2 separate regions of the Mus musculus genome follow, and region 1 is linked to region 2. Evidence: chromatin loops called from intact Hi-C (ENCODE). Cell type or tissue: heart. All regions are shown on one strand. Each heading gives the region's core, and the rest is flanking DNA. Links, peaks and the distances in the headings are about the cores only. Region 1 holds the start of Pax5 (paired box 5). Region 2 overlaps Zcchc7 (zinc finger, CCHC domain containing 7).

Region 1 (10,997 bases), core at 2,050-10,049, 200 kb before region 2:
AGAGGGAGGACAAAGCTCAGAATGATCCGAGGATCATTTTCACTATTTACTTTCTCCTCATTTCCATTCTTCTCTTCTTGCTCCACTTCTAACATCTCTATACTAGGTCAGCTCGTGGGTCCTCCCTTGATAGCCGCCTCCTCCAAGCTGCCCCTGACAAGCGGGGAAAGTCTCCCCGGGCTAACACAGCCCCACCCCCACTGGGGCACAGCTGCAGGAAAACAGCCAAGGCTGGTCTCTGGGGACTCAGAAGGCTGTGGTGTGTGAGGCAGTGGAGTGGTAGCTTTTTCTCTCTCCATTTTCCGGAACCCCTTCCGGGTCTTGATCTTTGCTGCCCCACACCTACCTCTGCCTTAGAGCAAGGAGATTACAACTGGGAAAGTACTGTGATGGCATAGGGCCCCATTTGCTTTATCCCGTAGTCCCCAGCGAATCAGATATCGTAAGAGTTGAGTTCCAAGCCAGTTATGGGACTCTTAATTCCCACTATGGATGTCAAGAGGCTGCTCCGGAGAATCGGTCAGTGGTACCTCAAGCTCCCAACCCTGCTCCTTGAGCTTACAATCCCCGATCAAGAATATTAAAAACTAAAAGGGTTCTGAGAAAACTGTTTCCCCATTCTTCAGATTTGGAACCTGAGGATAAGAGGCTGGATTCAACTTATCTAAGGTCGCACTAGTGCAAGCCTGGGATAGAAGAAAGGCTGGAGGCTGGAAGTGGAGCTGGTGTCAAACTAAATAATTTATCTGGACAATACCTGAAGAGGCCAATTGTTCTGTATTGTTTGGACAAAACCCTAAAGGTATCCTGAGGGCAGGATGAAAATGCAGGTACCATTCCAACAGACACAGTCCAGGTCCCTCCTTTCACACAGTAGGCATTGTTCAGCTCTGGCTATGTTCTCTTCTGTACGACCCTATCTAACCAATGAAGGAAAGAAGGCCCTCCCAGTACTTAGTGATTCTGGGTCAGAGGAAATTTTCTTCTGAGTGGTTCTGTTTGACACTCCTGGAGTTCCTGAGCCCTGAGAACTTCAAATCCCCAAGAAGTGAACAGCCCTACTATTACCACCTACTCCAGCCTCTCAAGCTCCCAAATAGTGGCCCAGAGAAATTAGATGACCAGTCTGAGATGGCACAGCTATTTCCCCACAGAGATAGGCTTCCATGCCTCAAGCCCTGCCTTCATCTGCAACCTGCGTCCAGGAAGGGCTATCAGAGAGGTACACAGAGATCATAGCCCTGTGAAACAAAACCATGGGGGAAGGTGCAGGGAGTGGAAAAATAAAGCAAAACAAACAAACAAAACCCACAAGTTATTTAAATTCAATTGCTTTGGAACGTTTTGTCTGTTGATTGAACGACCATTTTGAGAGTGCTTCAGAAACCAGAACCCTTTTGGAGAAAGAGTCTGTCTGTCTGTCTGTCTGTCTGTCTCTCTCTCTCTCTCTCTCTCTCTCTCTCTCTCTCTCTCTCCTTGGAGACTTTGCCTGATGGGAGTCTGGGAGTCACACACCACGCCACACCATCCCCAATTCCTACCCTGCTCCCTGCTCTCCAACAGTCCCCGCTTACAGAACAGCCAGACCCTCTGAGTGCTGGTGCTGCCATGGAGTTCTGACCTGAGATTGACTCTTGCAGTTCAATTCCAGCCCATTTGACTGCTCTTTCTTCCAATAAAACAAGGCCTTTCGGGATTCAGACTGGTTGCTCAATTGGGAAGGATCTGAGGTGTCTGGGCACTGCTCTTCTAACCTGGTGGGTTCCTTTTAACTTTAATTTAAAAATAAAAAAAAGTATCGAAGAGGAAAAACAAATGGTCTGTGATTGCACAGCAAATGGGGCATAGAGATGCCTGTCTGATCCTTGAAAGTGGATCAAGAATCTGCCCTACTTGGTCTGGGTATATTGCAGGAATCACTGGGGAGGAGAATATTAAGCCAAGTCTCTCTTGATGTGCACACATGCTGTGTTGGGGCTTGTCATCCCTACTAGTCTGCCCTTGCACCAGGACAGTCTCTCTGTGCTTAAAGAGTGCATAGTCCTTGCTCCTAAGGCCTCAGCTTCTTGTACCTGGAATCCAGAGAACAACCTCTGGAATGTTTCCCAGAGCTTCTGTGAGATGCTGTCCCAGGCATGGGAAGTGCTCTTCTCTCCCTTCTAGAGCCAGTCTTGTTTTATTAGAAGTCAGCTCCTTCTGGGCCTCCTCTTTTCCAAAGGAGGAAGAAGCTTCTTAGGTGCCTCCCTGCTGTGTGCTGGCCTTGCTTAATGCTGGGCTTTAAACTTTAAAGACACTCCAGGAGGACTGCTAGATGGCTCTGGAGGAAAGAAGGGACAGTTTGGTGGCCCATGAAAGGCCTACAAGTTCAGGGCAGAAAGTAGACCTAGATGGCCTTTGAGTGCCTGGACAGCCCCTCAGTCCTCTCCCTCCTTTTCCCTAGGCTGGACCTCAGGACTTGGAAGACAAGCAAAAGGGCACACCTGAGCTACTACCTTTTCCAAAGCCAAGCAGGTGGCTTTTACCCTAACTCATCATTAAGGGGCGTGGCTCTTAGAATTTGAAGCTCCAAACCTCCCTAGGATTTCCCCTACACAAGCCCCACCCAGTCTAACAGCACAGGAGAGTGAAATGCTTTATTGATTAAATGATTATTCAGGCGATTGAACTAATCAAAGAGCCCATCGACCGCCATGAATTACATTCTTCGTAGTAGACAGCTTGTCGGAGAGACAGCCACTCGGACCCCTCTCTTGACTCACAGGCGTCCATCCCGGTCCCAACAATAAACAACCCAGGCAGGCACAGAAACCTTTGGGCATCCCACCACTTAGAGAAAGGAAGCTTGTCTGGGAGTTAAGAATGGAAAGGGAATGGAGATCCTGGTTTCTGCCTCTGAACTCTCACCACAGTGATGTTCCTCTGGCTCCTGCTCTCACTTGTTTTGTTTTTTTTTTTTTTCTATCATGGCTTTTCTGGACCCAGAGCTATGCCAGGAAGTCACCCTGGGTTGGTGGTCTAAGTTTTATCTTCTTGACTTTATCAAAGGCTTGAGTAGAACTGAGATCTCATAGATAACCCAGAAATGAGAAAAGTGGGTTTCCTGCCATTGCTCAGAGTGTTAGTGTACAGGTTGGCCCAAGAGTCTAAGGAGCAAAACAGGATGGCATACCATGTTATGTCTTAGCATAGACAGAGGCCTACTGCCCTGCCACATCTCAAACATAAACATATCCTGCTACCCACTGCATGGGCCTCTGGGAGGCACAGGGGCACTGTGCCAAGAAGGCCTGTGTACATACAGTAACCCCAGCTGAATGACCAGGCTAGGCTCACATACCCACCCACTTGTGCTCTCCTTCATTGGAGCAGCACCCACAGGACAAAGCCTGAGCATACAGTGTGACATATATACACACACAATGTCAGAGGCTAATCTAGGTGACAGCCTAAAGGCAAGGGATTGGAGTGTGTGTGTGTGTGTGTGTGTGTGTGTGTGTGTACACTGTCAAAATGTCATCAGTAGTCCACAGACTGTTCTTACCTACCAAAGTTGTGCTTGCTGTAGGAGACCCTTGTACACAAATGCTAAATGCAACACTACACTAATGAGACAGTGCACACTGCACAGTGAGAGCTTAATTGCCCTGAATTCACATCACTTTTGATTCTATCTCTCAATATTATAAGACTTAGGCCTGGCAGCACATGTGTTGTATACTATACCCCTAGTAGGCCCCAGAGCTATACCAGTGCTAGAGACAAGCACTTTTGTATGTATTGGTATGTACACATTGGGCAGCTGTTGACATCCAAAAATGGAGGGGTCAGAGAACCACCTCTTTCTTACTTCCAAAATCACTTGGGATATAGAGATGACCAGACCTCTTAAGCAGTAGATGTCCAGTGAGTGAGATGCTTATCAAACTATATACACAGAATTTACACAAACACACATCTTGGAGTCTTAAAAAGAACGCACACAAACACTAACTCATAAACACATGCTAATATGCTCAAGGCAAGATACAAGCTAGTAAAGATGCCAACAGGCGTACAAACTCAAACTGAACACCTATTTGGGGTAACACAAACTCCTGCACACATTGATCTCCTCAAGTGAGCACACAGATCCAAACTTGAACATCTCCAGATTAACACCAACACAAGTATCAGAAACAGAATCAAACAAAACCAAAGAAAACAGGCCTCCTTGAAGACACCTTGACGGACTAGTGAAAACCATGTGAACGCACTGTAGAAGGACAGGCCTTTTCCTGAGAAAACTACACACACACACACACACACACACACACACACACACAAACACACACACCTTTCTTCTTGCATGGATATTAGCATGGATACTAGCACTGGGTAGTGTCCCAGAGTAAGCATGGATGAATCCCGTTTCGCGGTGTTCCTACCTGTCCTGATGGTCCGAGGAGTCGGGTAATTTTTCTCTAAATCCATTTCGATATTTCAGGACTTGATGAAATGGACAGCGAGGAAAAGTTTCCACTTTTTTTGGGGTGTCTTTTTTCCTTTTCTTTCTTTTTTCTTTTCTTTTTTCTTTCTTTGTTTTATTTTCTTTTCTCCCTCTTTTTCTTTCTTCCTTTCCTCTTTCTTTCTTTCTTTCTTTCTTTCTTTCTTTCTTTCTTTCTTTCTTTCTTTCTTTCTTTCTTTTTTTTGGTGCTGGGGCCCGCTCACAAGTCGGAATAATTGAAGCCTTCCGCTCCCCCGCCGAGCTGGGGTAGCTGATCACTGAGCTGAAACTAAACGTTTTAGGTGGAAAAAAAGCGTCCGAAGGCACCGTGAAATGATTAAGGAACTAAAGAGCTTCTCGCCATGTGAGATCATGTCCTGTTCTCGCCAACATCACAAGATGTCCCCAGACACGTCGCGCCCCCGGCGCACCGCCCCGCACTGCGGGCCAAGAACCAGGGAAAGGGTGTCAGCTCTGCGGCCTGCCCAGCGTGCCAGACGGGGCGGACCAGGCCTGGCCGAAGGTGTGCAAGAGGCCCAGAGAGCAGCAATGCCGCCTCGGTGCCGCCTTGGACTTTTATAGGGGGTTGGGGGCAGGGAAGGAAAGATTCAGACTGCGCCCGGCCCGGCGTTAGTCGCGCGCCTAGGGGAAGGAGAACCTGAGTCACAGGGTCGTACCCGCTTCCAAACCTGTGTCTGGGGGTCGCGGCCCTGTGCGCTTTTGCTCTACATGTAAACTCTGCTTTGTGAGGGCCAGTAGGCCCATTTTTTTATTTTAAAGAAAGAACAATTCTGCCAAGCAAGTGGTTTTGAACCCTGTACTAGCACAATTGTCAACCACAGGGGATGCTCCAGCATCCTCAGATTCACCCCTAGGGCGGCGCCCGCCCTCGGGGTTCCCAACTACCCCACCCCCAACTCAATTGCAACCTCCATAGGTCTGCTGGGCTCATCTTCCAGGGCAGCTTCAGATCACTACAGTATCTAGGTCCCATTCAGCCACCAGGTCCCAGATCTCCCCTTTAGAACTCGACCCTTTTTACCCCAGAGCCCAGAGGTTCAGCGGAAAGCTGCTGATAAAACCCGGTCCTCTGCTTTTGGAGCACCCGGGCCAAGCAGAACCATCCTAGCAGGCTCGGAGAACAGGCAAAAATTCTGGACACCTTACCCAGGCCCCTAAATGGAATCCCACTGCCCTCGGGCCAAGAGACCTTGTAGCATCCCCGAGTTCCCAGACTTGATTTTCCAGAGAGAAAATCGGTTGCAGAGGAACTAGGTAAAGGTGTGGTGTCCAACCTCGCTCCCTGCCGTCCGAGCTCAAGCCTCCTCTACTCTGCTCCCTCCCCAGTCTGAATTCCAAGCGGCTGGGTTTGGCCGCGAGAAGCCTATAGAGCCCCGTTGCGGGGGTGGTCGCAGGGGAAGGTTCTCCAGGGCGGGTGAGCGCTCTAGGGCCACTGGACAATGGCAGTTTCGGAAAGTGAATCGCTCTCCGAGAGTGTTTGTTTGATTTTTTTTTTTTTGGAGGGGGGTGGTCACGAGGCTGGGCTGCAACCTAGGGGAGAGAGCCTAGAGTTCGAGGATAGGGGGAGGGGTCAGTGGGCACCGGACATCGCAAATTCACTGAGCAGATTTCGCCACAATTGGAAACGTGGCTGTGGATTCCCGGGAGTCCCCCACCCCCACCAAGTAGTCTGCGTAGTCCCCTGTGCCACCCCTCCCTGCAGCCTGTGGGTCCGGGTCTCATCTGCGGTTTGATTTTTGGCGGTCCTGGAGCTTTAGACTGTCGTCTGCGTCCGGGCCTCTGCTCCCGCTTCCCGCCCTTCCGCCTCGCGGGTGCCGGGAAGCAGCGCTGCGGAGGGGAGGCCTGCCTGCGCCTGGAGATCAAAAGCTCTTTCGGAATTGACAGTTCACCCTGGGCTGGGGCTGGAGTTGTTGGCTTTTCTTTTCTTCCTATTTAGGGTTTTGTTTTGTTGTTTGTTTCCTAAGAGTTTCCATTATCCGTGAATCTTTTGTTTCTTGCGTTTTGCTTTTTCCTCCCCTCTTTGTGGAACTGCTTTTTCAGGTCTAGCTCTGGGGTGGGTTTTGTTGTCTGTACTGCGTGGTTTGATTTTGTGTGGGTTTTATACTCTGCCCTTGTAGACTGTCTCCTTTTGAGTCCTATGCCAGGCTTCTCCTTCTGAGCTGTGTTTTGATATGATCTGATTCTGTTTCAGTTAGTGCCTTGTGTGTCCTGCATCGACAAATGTATTTATTTTGTTTTCTTCGATTTTTGATTTTCTTAATGAGCTTTTGAATGGGAGGGGGCATGGGAGTTTGTTTTCCTGTGTTGGTTTTAGTTTTGTATTTGTGCGACGATTTGGTGAGTTTCGTGTGTATATTTTCATTTTGTGCAGGCTTTGGGATTAAGGGAGAACACACCGATCACTATTTCGTTTCTGCCTATATCTAGCTAGGAACCAGGATTAGGCCAAACATCACTAAATGGCGGGTTTGCCAGACTCCGAAATATACCAGACTCGGGGACAGACATGGCGTTGCTCTATGTGCGCTTCGCACCAGCGTGGAACAAACGTGCGCTGCGTTCCCGAGGGGGCGCCCGTTGCAAGCCACAAACTCCGGGGTCCTGCGGTCCTGATGCTGGGATCGCAATTCAGAATTCCCTCCGCGGTACCCAGGCCTACCCGCGGTTCCTTTGCCCATTCGGCCAGCTGTGGCCTGCCGTCTCCTTGCGACCGCTCAGCGCGCTTTCAACTTCTCCAAACCCCCTGCCAGCAACGTTGAACACAGAGGCGGCTCCCCGCTGCGGAGCAGGTGACAAACTAAACCACTTCGGATGACACGGAATTGATGCTGCGGCCCTAGAGATACCGAGTCAAGGACCAGAAAGCGTGGAGTCTAGGCGCAAATTGGTGTCGGGATTCCTGAATACACCTGGCCTAAAACTAGAAACCTGTGTTAGCTTTCGGCTCCGAGTGCCCGCCTTGTTTGCAATCATAAGTCGGTGTATCCACAATTGAACACATGTGTACACAGCTAGAAAGAGCAAGCCAGCGGGCTCCGCAGCAGAGGCCTGTAAGATGAATCCAGCGCTGGCATCGCCTGGAGGGGAAACCAAACCGTAGTGACCGGAAACGTTCCGAGGACAGAATATGGCTCTTTTTTCCCCCTAGCCACGTTGCCGCAACAACATACTAACCTCAACTTATTGTGTGCTTTTTTAAACGCTACACCAGGCAGAGAGAAGGGGTGGGGTGGGAGGCACGTAGAATCAGAATCGTGCTAGCTAAGCGGACTAGGAAATGCGAGGAGAATCTTTAGAGAAAATCAGAACGGCAAAGACGAGACTGAGGAAGAGACAGATTGGAAGCCCAGGAAAGGGGCTGGTACTGAGGTTGCTCCAGGTCCCCGCGTGCTCTGGCAGGGTGTAGGAGAAAGCAGAAATGGAGCAGAGTGACAGGAAAAGCAAAGGGCTGCAGAAGGGTTGGCCAAGGCACGCTGTGAGCTTCCACTTAGCTAGGAGGCTATAGCCAAGGGAGGGGGAGGCCGACGAGAGGGGCCAAGTTTGAGCTCCTCCACTCCGCCAGGAAACACCACCCGGAAGCCTAGACTGGGATTCTGTTCTGACCCCGCGATCTACCTTTCCAGATCTCTTGATCGGTCTACCTTTCCAGATCTTGGGATGCTAGGGAAGATTGGATGATACTTGGTCGCCGCTTGGCCTCCGGGGCAAGCCCTGGGGGCAGCCACCCCGACCAACTCAGGCCTTAGGGATTTCCTCTAGAACTGGCGAGGACCTTGGGTCGGAGCAGATGTCCAGGCAGGAGGCGAGGAAGAGGCCCCGCCCTAAAGTCGAGACCCCAGGTCAGAGAGATCAGGTGGCCGGAGCTGGACTTGCTTGAGTCCGAGTTCGCGAGGCGCGCACGTGGTACTGTACCTTCAGCAGGCGGCGCCTGGATAGCCCAGCCCCGCCCTGCGCAGTGTGTCAGGCCCAGACTGGCAACAGGGAATGTGGACACCGGGTCCGGACCAGTAGGGTCATTGTGATAACCTTGGAGCTTGAGATGGATAGGGTCGCTCTTCGCCTTTAATTTTTGGGGCGCAAGGCGCAAAAAGCATCGTGTTAGCCACTTGCCAGGGCAGGTTTTTAGAGCTGTTTTGAGTCAAAACACCCATTTCTACTGCTGCTGAAGCCCTCTGCTTCGAGAGGGCTTCGAGCTCTGGAGCTCTGGCTGCTGGTTCGCTGGGGTGCCATGTGCCATTCACTCACTGTCTGGAAATACTCCGGGAGTGCGGAATACCTGATGGGGCTGTGTGGTCCGGGGAAACAGATGCTAATGGTGTGTGGTCGCGATTGTTTTCCTTTTTTTAATGATAATTTTTTAAAAAAAGGTTGTAGAGAGAAGCCTCAAAGAGTGCAGACTGGGATCCTTTGGATGGGTTCATTTCATCTCAAATCCAATAGTTCAATTCAGTTTCACCACTGCTTTGCAGCGCGCAGGAACACATGGCAGACGTCAAGTGTGTATGCTGTATACATATGCACAGAGACCCACTTTGAAAGCGACTCTTAGAGAATTCTGAGATTAAATTTACTCTCCTAAAGTTCCACTTGCAATATATAAATATGGAAAACCATCAGTTGCATTTAAAATTCGCCAACACACCCCAGCAATTCAAAATTACCTAAGGCTCCAAAGGGAGACATTGAAAGATTTTTCAGGCATTGTGATTGAAAACAACTGTATCTCAGTTAGTCTCTCCTTTTCTTTTTAAGTAACAATACCAGAATTGTCAGTAACAAATCATATCTTTCTAAGAAGACTGGGTTTTGTTTCTGTCAGTATTTGTAATGGACCTTTTACTCTCTCTACATTCCCCCCCCCAGCCCCCGTTGGTAAGGTTTAAATATTCATACACCAGCCCAGACTTAACATTTATTCAATGTGTTTTAAACTAATGAAAAATTAATGTGATGTAATTTGATTCCATGAAGTATTGAAATATAAAGGTACCTACTTCACAGTCAGTTTGGAGTGAGGGTAAAAACACCAGGCTCAAACATTCTTTTGCTTTTTAGTGCCGATATTAATGCTAAAAGGAAGTGAAGCTCATCTCTAAGCAGGCCCTTTAATGTTTTCACTCACTTTGTTCTCTCTTTCTCTGAAATAACCTAAGAGCTATGGCAAGGGACCACGGTGTGCTGGAACACATTCCTGAGACCTGGAATGGGAATCTGCAGGGTCTCAAACCACCCTGTGTACTGGCTTTTTCTTGTGGGAAAAGATCTTATGGGGGTGTCTAGGACTCTGTGGTATACAACGTCTGGGTTTGAAGATATGCCTGAAATAAAACTGTGCTCCAAAAGTCTCTCGGACTTTCAGTGGATACATGTTTTTGGCAACTTGGCCAGCAATGTGCTGATAGCGGCTTCCAGAACTCAGCTCAGAGTAAGAGAGTAAAGCTGGGGTCCTAAGGATCTGTGAAGAGAGCCCTGGAACCAGCCCCACTGCCACCAGAGACAGTTCCCAAAGTCCTAACTGTCCTTTGTAATGGAGACAGGAACTAAACTTCCCTACATTATTCAAACCTAAAACACTTATCTGCAAGGAAGAAAACTCAAGGTCTCTGCAAATGAATTTTCAGACTGCTGAAAGCCATTTGAAATGAGGTTAGGATATATATATATATATATATATATATATATATATATATATATATATATTTCTGTTCACAAACACCCAGGGATCTACCTACAACACAAGGAAACTCCAGCAGCCACCAAGATCAAAGAAACCAAGATAGGACACTGAAAAGATTTGAGGTCCAAAGATTAAAAAATATATATTCCTACTAATGTAATCATGTCAAGTTATTCATGCTAAAATTCTACAATTTCCATTCAAATGAGTTTAAAAACAGGGGCTGGCAAATTTCTGGAGAAGTCTTTATAAATTCCCTCAGAAAAATAATTAAGGAACACGCACTCAGCTTTTATATTGACAAAATACATTCATATCCATTATACAAACATATCTCCGTATAATACACATGTATGTCTTTAGCCTTTTATGCTGATGGGCTTAGGACTTGGATGGGTTTTGTTTTGTTTTCAAACCTACAAATTCTTACACAAAAAAGAACCGGAGATGGAAACATTTTGGCGAACTTAAAGGGAGGCTGGTTTTTCCTCGTTTGGTATCTCATTTCTCATGCCATTGGAGCATAGGCTCTTGTACCCCTCGAAGTGACAAAAGAGAAGTCGGCAAGGATGAAACCCTGCCGTGTCTGCAAGAGCACTCCTCTGGACACACGTTCCTGATGGTGGGGAGTTTGCCCCCTCTAAACCTAGCCCGACCTTTTGTCTTTTGACCTCTGATGCATGAAATTAGGTAGCAAAAGAAAATTCGAAGAAAAGGATACAAAAACATGGAAAAACAGCCTTCTCTGACAATAGTCATTGTATCAGGATCATAGCTGAGCAGCCCGGCACTGTGAAAGTGCTTGCTTATAAGGCT
Region 2 (10,997 bases), core at 1,318-9,317:
TCCTGGGCTGGCCGCGCTCTCATTAAGATTTGCCGCTAGCAGTGGCGGTGGTGAGCATGTATGTGACGTGCATTCTGTTATTGTATGCTTGGCTTGTCAGCCTGCAGCTTCCTGACACTCACTTATGTCACTCTTTATTCAGAGAGGAAGAAGCTTTTGATAATTTGACAAGACAAGCTCTTAAACGATCTAGGTCATGGCCTTCACTGTCTGTGATTGTGAACATATTTCCTGAAAGCCCTGTCACTCATCACAGCTACATTTTCTCCCGGGGAGCCACAGGCCTGTCCTGGTCTCTTGTCAGCTCATACATTTTGGTTATTCATATACCAAATACAGTACTGGGGGTTTTTTTCTTCCCTTTTGCAAATGCTCGCATGTTAGTAAGGCTAATCCTTTCTCCTGTGCTGTGCTCCCAGCAGGGCTGCGTTCCAGGCTCCCTCAGTACAAGGCAGACAACTGGCCGAGGGGAGCTGAGGAGGAGGAAAGGCCGCTTAGCCTTGTTTTGTGTTTGTTCATTGTTGTGGAAATATGAGAACTGGTGGCAAGGGCCTTGTCTGTTGAGCACTTGAGTCTTGGTCTGCTGTCAGGGGCTGTTTAAGATTGAGTGTTTTATTTTCTTTGATGTACGCATTTGAGAATAGGGAAGTGGGAATTAAACAACAGATGCACTAAGCCGTTGTTCTCATAAAACAATAATTAGCACCTGATAAAATTCAATATGGTTCAAAATGCACAATATAAACTCTCAATTCATCTGGCATGGCAAAGTATGTTGATTCATCTTTGAATGTTATGAATAATAACACTCAGTTATTCATGTATGTTTATTATCCAAAGTACAATAGACAGGAAAACTAGTTGGGCAAAAGTTGGCAAGCAGTGAACCACATTGCCGAAACAGATGTACGAGTGCGCTGTGTGTGTTCTGGTGTTCATCTACCTAAATGCCAGGAAGGTGGGAGCCGTGGGCCAGGACTGCATGATGATGCTGTGTGTGTTTTCACTTCAGCTGACTACCCATTCAGTCTAAATGTTTTAATCAGACCAAGTTTTCACTTGCAGTAGTTAGCTTCTTTCTTTAGAAGTTTATTCTATCTAAATTTTCCATGCTTAGCCATTCTGCTTGCTGAGAATTTTTAAAATATCTCTGTGTACAATACTCAGGAGTGTTAAAAAGAAGTCACCAAAGTTTAGCATGTAGGAAAAATAGGATTTTAAATTTTGATTAATGATTGCGGTTACATTTTGTATTTAGAATTAACATGTATGCTCTCCAATGACCTCTGCTTTGAAGTCTTTTTTAATTGTAGTACTGTTATCTAATAAAAGAGAAGAAGTTTCATATCATCCACTCCCATATCAGTCATCATCTTCCTGTACAGGGCAATCAGATGATTGTTCAAAAACTAAGGAATTCTTTATTACTAAATTGCTACTACACCAGAAAAGGTCACATGGTAGAGTAGCATTCTGCCAGTCTATGACAACTCAGTGATTGTGATTTTTCAACCATATTATTCTGAGGATACTGTGGTAATCAAGAACTATCCATAACTAATGTATAAATAACTGCTTGCTATCTCTATAGTAATTGAACTCAAATTATATGTACATAGCAAAAGTTTTATGCCAGAAGGCAGGAAGTGAGTACTTGAAGATATATCGTACATTAAGTTTTGTATGTAAGTATGTTTGAGTGTGTCATCCTTAACCTGAGAACCAAAAAAGCTACTTTTAATTTTATAAAAGTATTTTTCTTTCAGTTAGCATTACTAGTAGAGAAATCATTGACTTAAGTAATGGGTTTTCCAGATACTACATATTTGATGAATATGCCGCTAGAACTGGGAGGAAGACCACTGGACATTTTAATTTACATGCTTTCCTATAGAAAATTGCACAGGCTAGTTAAGCCTAAAGTATATAATGTGTGCTTTTTCACCTGAGTTATATATCTTTGTTCTAACTACATATGTGGTATTTTCAGTAGAGATTTTGCTGTGCATAGTTACTGTTAAAACATTCTTCTTCTGTAAGGATGGTTAACTGATGAGCGAAACAGTGCTGCTAGAGACAGTTTCCTCTGGGAGAGATCAGTGTGTGACTCAGGAAAAGGGTCTCTTGCTGGTGTCTGTTCCTGGTGCTGAGGATTTTTGTTATCTATTCTGATTTCAGTAAGTTCATCTTGAACAGATTTTTTGAGGTTTCATTGTTTTGTTTTTAGATTATTTCTCGATAAATATGAACATGTAAAATTTTGATGTATAAGAGAAAGGCTATAGATTTTAGGGATTTTGCTTTCTTTGGTTTGGCTTGGCTTTCCTTTTTTATTCTCTTTTTCATTAAGTTTTAAGTTAGCACCAACAGACATTACAGATAAGTACACTGCACAGTTAAAGCATCTTAAAAGTGGTGCTCTTTTAAAAGACACTCTAGGTTAGTCTTACAGATCTAGACCACTGCTCTTGATTTACCAGTTTAACTGAGTTACGGCCCAGCATCATACCAAACTTCTAACCTGTGAAGAAAGAGAGGAAAACTTTGTAACTGGCTTCCTGACAATGGCAGGGAGTGTGTTAAAGCAGTGTAAAATTCAATTAAACCGTCTAGCCAGGTTTTTGAAGCTGAAATGCAGACCCTTTCTGTTAAGCTTCTTATTTTCCTGTGACCGACACCGGTGGATGCTGGGTTATGCCAAAACCAACAGGCTGTAAAGTACCTTGTTTCATGCTCCCAGCTGATCAATATTTTTATTTTCCAGGCTTGCCCAGAAATCTGGAGGCAGTATCACCTAACGGTGAGTAAAAACACCTTTTTATTTTCCCCAAGACCCAGCCTATTTACCCTTCTCTGAACTGCTGACCATAAAATATAGACAAGCATCTTCTGCAGCAAGATAATAAACATCTGGAGAGTTTGTACTGAGAAAGCAATAATGCACCTCTCCCTTTCTCCTGCCCACTGCCTGCTCTTTATTTTCCTGTTTTTAAAAGATTTCAGCTGATTTTTATTACTCATGTCATTAAATGATTCTATCATAATACCCTCAGGCTTAGATTATATTCACTAAATTAAAGGGGGAAAGTATTTTAGAGGCTATAAAACTGCGTCTTTAGAACACTGTGTTACCACAGTCCATAAGCATACAGCCCACAATATCATCCATTATCACTTTCTGCTTTTGCTGAAATACATTCTTAACTGCAGCTAGAAAAAGCTTAGTGTACCTTTCATATAGGACAATTCAACTCTCCTATCCTTAAAAGTCTATACTTGTTTGAATTATAGACATATATATTTAATAGTCAATTTCTGATTTATTATTCAATTCTGATTTATTATGATTTTAGTCTTACTGAAAGCAGAAAATAACTATTGATGTATAATCCGTTTGATTAATTCTCAATATAAAGTCAGCTCACTTTGACTTTCCAGTTTAAATAATGTCAGTAATTCAATATTGTCTTACTATTTAATACATTTTTGATGTATTAAATAGTACTGAGAGACCATTTCTTTTAATTATACAGTTATATAGCACAATATAATTAATAGTTGTTGAAGTTTAGTATATAAAAGATTTTGTATGATACAGTTCAGAAAAGAGAAAAGGCAGTTTTTTTAAAACATATCTTTATACTGCTTTCCTCTTACAGAGATATAAAGTGAGCCAACAGGCAGACTCATCTACCATTGTCTGCCCGGGCCACAGTGCAAGGGATAGTAGTATATCTGCAGGGTTATCTAAAACTTTAGTGTTATATTAAATAAAAGTCATATACATGTCTATATATTATATACATATATGTGACAAATGCAGTCAGTGGATTATATTTTGGCATTGTAGCAGCTCTTTGGTAACATAATAATGGTAAAGCCCTTATAGCCTAAACCTGATAAGAACAGAATTATTCTTGTATCTCTCAAGGTCTCAGAGTCTCTGTATAGTGGTGTGGCAGTACTCGTTACTTTTATTAAGTAATACCATCATACATTTGACTTTGTAGCTCTTTTAGCTTTTCCACTAATTTAAAGAATTTTTATGTGACTGTTATTGAATGATAAAAATTAGCTTCAAATGTAACAGAAGGTTAAAAGGTTTGTTGAGTATTTTTTTAGCTTTTCAGAAACAAATTATAAAAAGAATAGAGATCTTTAAAAATGAAAACAAAATAAATTCATCTTTATTAGAATATAATATATTCTATCTGTAAGAATAACAAATTCAATTTGAAGTTTTCTTTATATGGAAACCTGGTTGATTTTCTTTCAGAAAATGTTGAAGTAATCATTGTAATTCACAACTATCAGGTTTTAATTAACAGTGAGTTATTATGCAAGAATAACTACAACAATAGTATGCTTATAAATGTGTAAATACTTTTATCAATCCATCTAAAATATAATCATTTTCCAATTATTTAAATTGCCTTATCAGTATATGGACAATATTTGAATGCCTGTAATTAAGCAGTATTAAATATTGAGTGAAAGCACACTGCATGCTGATTTTAGCCATCTTCAGCCCTTTTACTAGGCGATGGACTGCCATCTATTGACTCAGAGTAGCCCTCACATGTGAACAGTGGCATCAGTCACAGCAGTGGCCACAGAAGGAAGGAAGTTTGAATTGCCTCTTATGTACTCATTTCAACCAGCCTGCTTAAGGCTGTAAAGGTCGAGAGATCATTGTGATACATTCACTTCTCCTCTGACCACAAAGTATCTATTTCTAACTCCAAAGGCACTGGACTTTGGGGTTACATTTCTTTTAGAACTTGTGTTTGGAACTGTTGACATTTGAGTGCTTTTCACTTGCTGTGCCTGATTCCCAACTGATAAGATCTGGAGGATCATTTCCAGAACAAGTACACTTTAAGCAGCTACAAAATCGGGTCTAGGAAGCCTCTCTCTTATAAACATGCAAGAAAGATGAAGATAAGTAACATAGACTTAGGAATTTTCAATTTTTCCTTACAATATTGTGAAATAAGATTTCAAAAGAGAAGTTTTCATTATTTTCGGTAATATCAATGGTAAAATGAGGTTTCTAATAGATTATATCTAAATAAAGAGCTTTTAAACAAACTTGACTTGAATGCATTAATAAAAGGCAAATCCATCATTTCAAAAGACACACAGTGATACTGAGACTCTAAAGCACACCCCCAGCACAGCATGTGGCTCTACTGCTTTTCTTTATCCATTTCGATGACTAATTTAAAAAAAAAAATGTACCTTTTGATGTCTTTGTTGATCTGGAGACATATGTGAGAGAATTTATTTAAAAATTACCTATACTTCCTTTTAAAAAAAAGAAAAAGCAAGCCTTTTGATATCTTTGCTGATCTGGAGACAAACATGAGGCGGGAAAATTAACAATTATGTAGTTTCCTCCAATAGCTAACACTTTTACTTCCTCAAAAAGTTAAAGTTTTTACATGTCTTAATCATATAACCCTATTCTTTACATTGTAACTTCTGCTTTCAGATTTTTAGCAAAGCCTTGTCTTTTTCTTCATTCACATAGTTCCTTGTAGATTATTTCCCTATGAAAAAAGAAAGTCCTTTCTCCATCTCTTCCTTTCTTATGTTATAGCAAAAACACTAGGCTAATATGGCACCCACAGAGTTATATAGCCCATAGTATTTTTCTCTGATAGAAACTATAATTTAACATGCATTAGACATTCTTATCGTGTTTACTTAAAAAGTAATCAGAAAATTGCAATTCAAAAGCTGTATATATTAAGAACCAAAAAGGTTAATGCATCTTTTATGTTTAATTTTGTGCTTGTTTTTTAATGTATTTAAAATGCATTACAACCTTACTACTTCTTAGTTTAACTAAAAATTTCAGAATATGGAAGAGGATATAATTTTTATATGAGGTTAAGTTTTGGAATGCTTAGAATTTATACTTCAAAAATGGAAATTTTTATTAACTAGGGAAGAGAAGAAAAATACATTTCCTTGTCTTCCTTTCTGGTCAGTGTTGACTAGCAGTCAAGAGTACAACCCTGAACCCGCTGAATGGCGGAGTCTTCCAGACTGCAGTTCAAGTGCTCCATTCGTTTTCCCGGTCCACATTCTCTCCTTACCTGGGAACATCAGCCTACAAGTATACTGCTGAGTTTTCACAGAATGATTTTTACAGCAAATCAGAATTTTATCATCTAAAAAATTCTATGCTTTTTGCCACAGAATGGTGCCCCAAATATCAGCAGACTAAAGCTAACTTCAGAACTACTGTTTGACAGTCCAGAAGAAGAGAACAGGAGATAGGTGCTAAAGCTACAGCCATTCAAATATCTTTTACCTTGGGATTGAGGTGTAAGGCAGGGTAAATATAACATCCCATGCTTTTCTTTAAAAAAAAAAAAAAAAGTTTTTTAAAGTCACCAACAATGGAGACATTTTTCTATTCACGTTTTTCAAAAAAAGAAACTTCCTTTTAATGTGTTCCGAGCATGTGTTTGGAGTCTTGGGTGGCTTTGTCAGCTCCCCAAGCAGACCTGCCAAACGTGCGAGCACCATCCACATGCTGCTCACCTGAGGAGTCCTCATCTTTCCTGTGTCTGTTTGCACGTGGGAGGGAGGGAAACAGCCCAGGCGTATATTTAAGAAAATAGCATTGATTGGGCATTATCATTAGAATTATATATTCCAAAATAGGGTGAGGCCTGCCTCATTTTCACTATTAAAAAACAAAAATGTTGTGCCATCTTTAAGGGCCTGACAGAAACTATCATAAACAACAATTTTATAAATTCATTTGATAGTGCAATCCACAATGCCAACTCCCAGAACCAAGAATACTCATAACTCATAGGCATTTTCCTCTGCTGCTGGGTCAGTGCTGTGATTGTTATGTTGCTATTAAGACACTAGAGCTGTTAAATTTCAAAGATTCAGCTGTCTTTAAAATCTCCTTAAATCCTGAAACTGCTAAAGTTAATGTGCTGTGACCTGGTGATTGAGAACGCATACACCTTGTTTGCAGTCCGTGAGGATGTATTTTTTTCTTACAGGACTCGGAAGTAAAGCTTTATTTCTTTTTCAAGTTGCTTAATATCTGAAAAACATGATTTGGTTGGTTGGTTTTTGGTGCTGGGTCTAAACGCAGGGCGTTATGTTTGCTAACTATGTACTCTGCCACTGAGTATACCCCAAGCACCAATGAGATTTTTTAAATTAGCATTGATGACTTCTATAATAAGAAGAAATATATTTGAACATTAACATGACATCATTTTTGAAGATTTTTCACTTGGAAATATTATCTAAAAGAGTTTAGTATTTGTCCTTCCCTTAATGTCAAAATCATGATAGATTTTTTTTATTTCAGTCTTATCATTTTTAACTTAATATATAAAAAGTGATTACTACATTTAAAGAATTAAAATTACTGATGTTTTATAGTAATTCAGTTACATTCCAGAATTAATCCTTGAAATCAATAAGAAAATACACTTTCAAAGAGGGTGAAACCTGGAATTATAAATCTCAATAAATGAACTTCATTTTAAAATAAATATAATTTGCCAAATCACCAAAAAGCAGTTTGCTAAAGTGCTTTCTATAAAAGAAAGTGGAAAAGTATAGAAGTTGTGCATGTTATTTTTATACATGTTATTTTTCCTTTCATGTTTCTTCAGGCCATGTACATGTGCATATAATATAGAAATTTTCTTTTGAAGGAATATGAGTTATCCTTTCAGAAATTTTTTAGCATACATGATTTTTAATATTTTAATTCAAAAGTAATTTGGCCTGGACAGGAAATCAATATGGTATTTTTTTCTATAGGCTTATTCTTGTATAAATATATTTGAATACTATCAAGGCTTCCTGGCGATGGTCCTGATGTAAATACAAGCATTTGAGGTAGTGAAGGCGGAAGTGTGCATCGCCTGTGCAGCTTGTGGATGACCTAGGAAGCCAAGCCTGTGCTTTGCCACCTCCCGGACGTCTGCGCTCACCTCAGCAGCAGCTCCCATGTTAGATAGGAACACTGTTCAATAATAAGTTAGTTTAATCTGAAGATCTCCTATAGTTGGTAACTTCTGTCTCATAAAGTCTCTCTGCTTTTCCACCTCTCATACTGGCTGGAGAGAATGACCCGCACACTCAGGATTCGCATAGTCACTAGATGAGCTTCTAGTGTGAGGGCTGCTTTAAATTTGAAAGAAATTCTTATAGTCATTAATTTTCTAATCTAACAGAAAGGTAGAAAGTTACATTTAGACATTTTATCATCCTTTACCCCTCCGCCCCTGTTATGTTCATTTTTAGTTACAAATGAACTATGTTTATTCGTTACAGGGAAAAGTGATTAATAATTAAATATGTAGCAGTTAAATTCCATTTCTAGGTGTTTACATTTTAAAATATGGCACACTTTGAATTTTTTTGTTTTGTCTCTTTAGAAACATATATATTAGTCATGTCATCCCAGAGAAAATTGTATCCCTTTTTACTAGTGACTCTGTACTTTGAAAGAATTCCATTTTAAGTGAAAATGAATATAATTAAATAAAACACTTAAACTAAATTTTCTCAGACTTCTAGTTGACCACCATATACTATCTAATACCAGAAATTACAGTTTTCACATCTGAAATGTTTAGCCATTCCAATTTTGTAAGATTACCTACACATCAGAACAGAAGAATAAAATGCAGTATAATTTTAGCACATTTTTCATATGTTAGATAAATAGGGGGCTTATGCCATTCCTTAAAGTGCATTCTAAGTAACTGACTCTGTTGTATGCTTTTCTGGATATTTCAATGCAGCAATAAATGTAAATAGGGTATACAAAACCAGTGTCATTTGCACTAGCTAATTACAGTTAGGATCAATATAGTCTTAGAAGTCAGCTCAGCCATTTGAAGGCCTCTTTCCATGAGCAGTGTCTGAGCCAGAGCTGGGTTTTGACGTTACGCATGCTTCTGTAATTAACAAGTTACGCTGGCAGTAAGATTTCAAACACTACTCTCACTTAAGTGACTGGAAATCTGTGAATGACTTAACAGATTGACCTGACTAGGCTTGAAATTCATTGATAGTTTAACTCCCTCGTGTATTAGAAAGTCAAGAGAGTTATATGTAGACTTGTACATCTGTAAATATTTCTCCAAGCTGTTTGAGAATTGGCCTTTCAGTAATATTAGTAATTTACATGAAGAAAAATGCTACAAAGTTTGGAAGGCATTGAACAATTAAAAGAAAGCTTGAATAGCTATTATGTAATCCAAATATACATATATGTATGCATGCATGCATGCATACACACATAAATGTATTTGAGATTAAGTTATACATTCACTTTAGCTGGTTTTCCAACATATGAATTGATTCTTTTTCAGAAATAAGAATTATTTTAATGTGAGAGATCAGAAATCTATTGGTGAAAATAATTCATACATACAAACACATTCATCAATTACAGTAAGGCTACCAGAATCTTTTGTTTTGAGACAGGTAGTTCCTCCTGCCTCAGCCTCATACTGCTGGGCTTGCAGGCATAAACTAACATGCCCAGCTTTATTTTCATTGCTTGTTTTAAAAACTGTGTATGTGTGTATGCATCATATATGCTATGCTGTATACATGCACACAAATTTAACTGAATCTACTAGATATAAATCCATCTTTATAATTTTGTAATGTCTGATCTTATAAATACCCACCTGAGGTTTCTGCATATTAGTTTCCTTTTATGAGGCTAGTCTGGGCTGACCTTGGATTACTGGTGTCTTGCTTCAGCCTCCAAAGAGCTAGGATTACAGGCATAGACTATCATTCCCAGCTAAATGCCTTCATAGGAGTATGCTTGTATGCAGATATTTGCAGTCAGGAGCACTAAGTTTGGGGCTGTGTTTTTTAATTTCATTTATAAAATATGTCTCCATTTTTGTATGTCTTAGATCTATAATATTTCTTTTGTTTTATAGTTATATATGTTTTTTTAAAGAAAAATATGCTTTGAAATTTGGACAGAAGGGCAGGCTTGCCAATGAGTTAATGTTCTGTATTACAATATAAGGAAAAGAATGCCAACTTAAGGTTGTGCTCTGGTTTCAAGTTTGATTCCTTTGTGTAGTATGTACACAGAGGTTGTGGTTAAAATGTTTAACTCAGAAGAGCCTTAGTTGTGTATCTGAAAATGAGTGGTAGTGCCCACAGGACTTGTGAGTATGCAGTGAGATGGTCACTGCAGTGCCTCACAGCTCCTCATAAAGCAGGTTACACCAGGTAAGCACTGCCAGCGCAAGCCCATGGGCACCTGCACAAGAGGTGCGCTGGGCAATGTCTCTGCTCAAGGTGAGGCTGTAATGACCTCTTGTAGCCTCCTAACAATGTTTCCTCCTTACAGTTACTGAAGTTAAATACAGCGTTCTTCTTTTCTTACTATTTATACTTGTCTTACTTGTTTCAAAAAATGTAGGTGAGTAACTTCTTTTTTTTTTTTCTTTTTTCCCAAGACAGGGTCTTGCTATGTAGCCCGGGCTGGCCTGGAATCGCTATATTGCCCAAGCTGGCCTGGAACTCAAGATCCTCCTGCCTCAGCTTCATGAGTGCTGAGATTACAGGCGTGCGCCACCACGCCCGGTTTAGGTGAGTAACTCTTAATTAAGTACTGCAACAAGTTATTTTCTTAATTTGATTTACCTTAACATCAGCATAAACATTTAAGATTATATCACAAAAGATTTAAGTTACTTCCTTTCCTATAAAAATGACAAAGTAAAGTACATTTCATAATAAAAGTGCAGTGCACGTTTAGACTGGCTTTAATCTCCACCATTAAAGGAAGCAAAGAAGCAAGAAAGGGAGGGGGGATAAGTAATGACATCACTCTAAAATACCTGAATTATGCTATTATGTGCATAATTTTAACAGATAACTTCAATGTCCTATGACTAGTTACTGTAAGCAAATTATGTAAATCTTTATAATGAGAATAGTATGAAATCAAACAGCTCACA

What was found. A loop is a pair of places that touch in the nucleus more often than their neighbours do. Peaks named below come from ENCODE experiments on the same cell type or tissue, not always from the same donor. Only the 100,000 strongest peaks of a DNase experiment are listed, where the experiment ranks them.
Region 1: a loop joins it to region 2, with 3 times the contacts of the local background. A loop is called at or near these places in 4 of 42 quality-filtered maps.

The regions. Positions count from the first base shown.
Region 1 is chr4:44,705,939-44,716,935 of GRCm38, forward strand. It overlaps Pax5 (paired box 5), which reads right to left and starts at 4,756. Exons shown (of 10, transcript NM_008782.3): 1 at 4,425-4,756. The coding sequence starts at 4,470. RefSeq lists a promoter at 4,988-6,784 and an enhancer at 10,674-10,997. In heart, for the core only: no CTCF peak of the experiment used is centred there; no DNase peak of the experiment used is centred there; H3K4me3 peaks cover 2,896 bases; H3K27me3 peaks cover 7,505 bases.
Region 2 is chr4:44,905,687-44,916,683 of GRCm38, forward strand. Zcchc7 (zinc finger, CCHC domain containing 7) reads left to right here. Exons shown (of 9, transcript NM_138590.4): 6 at 2,765-2,800. Among named protein-coding and RNA genes, the nearest start is that of Gm12678, 33 kb to the right of the region's middle. In heart, for the core only: a CTCF peak has its summit at 4,556; no DNase peak of the experiment used is centred there.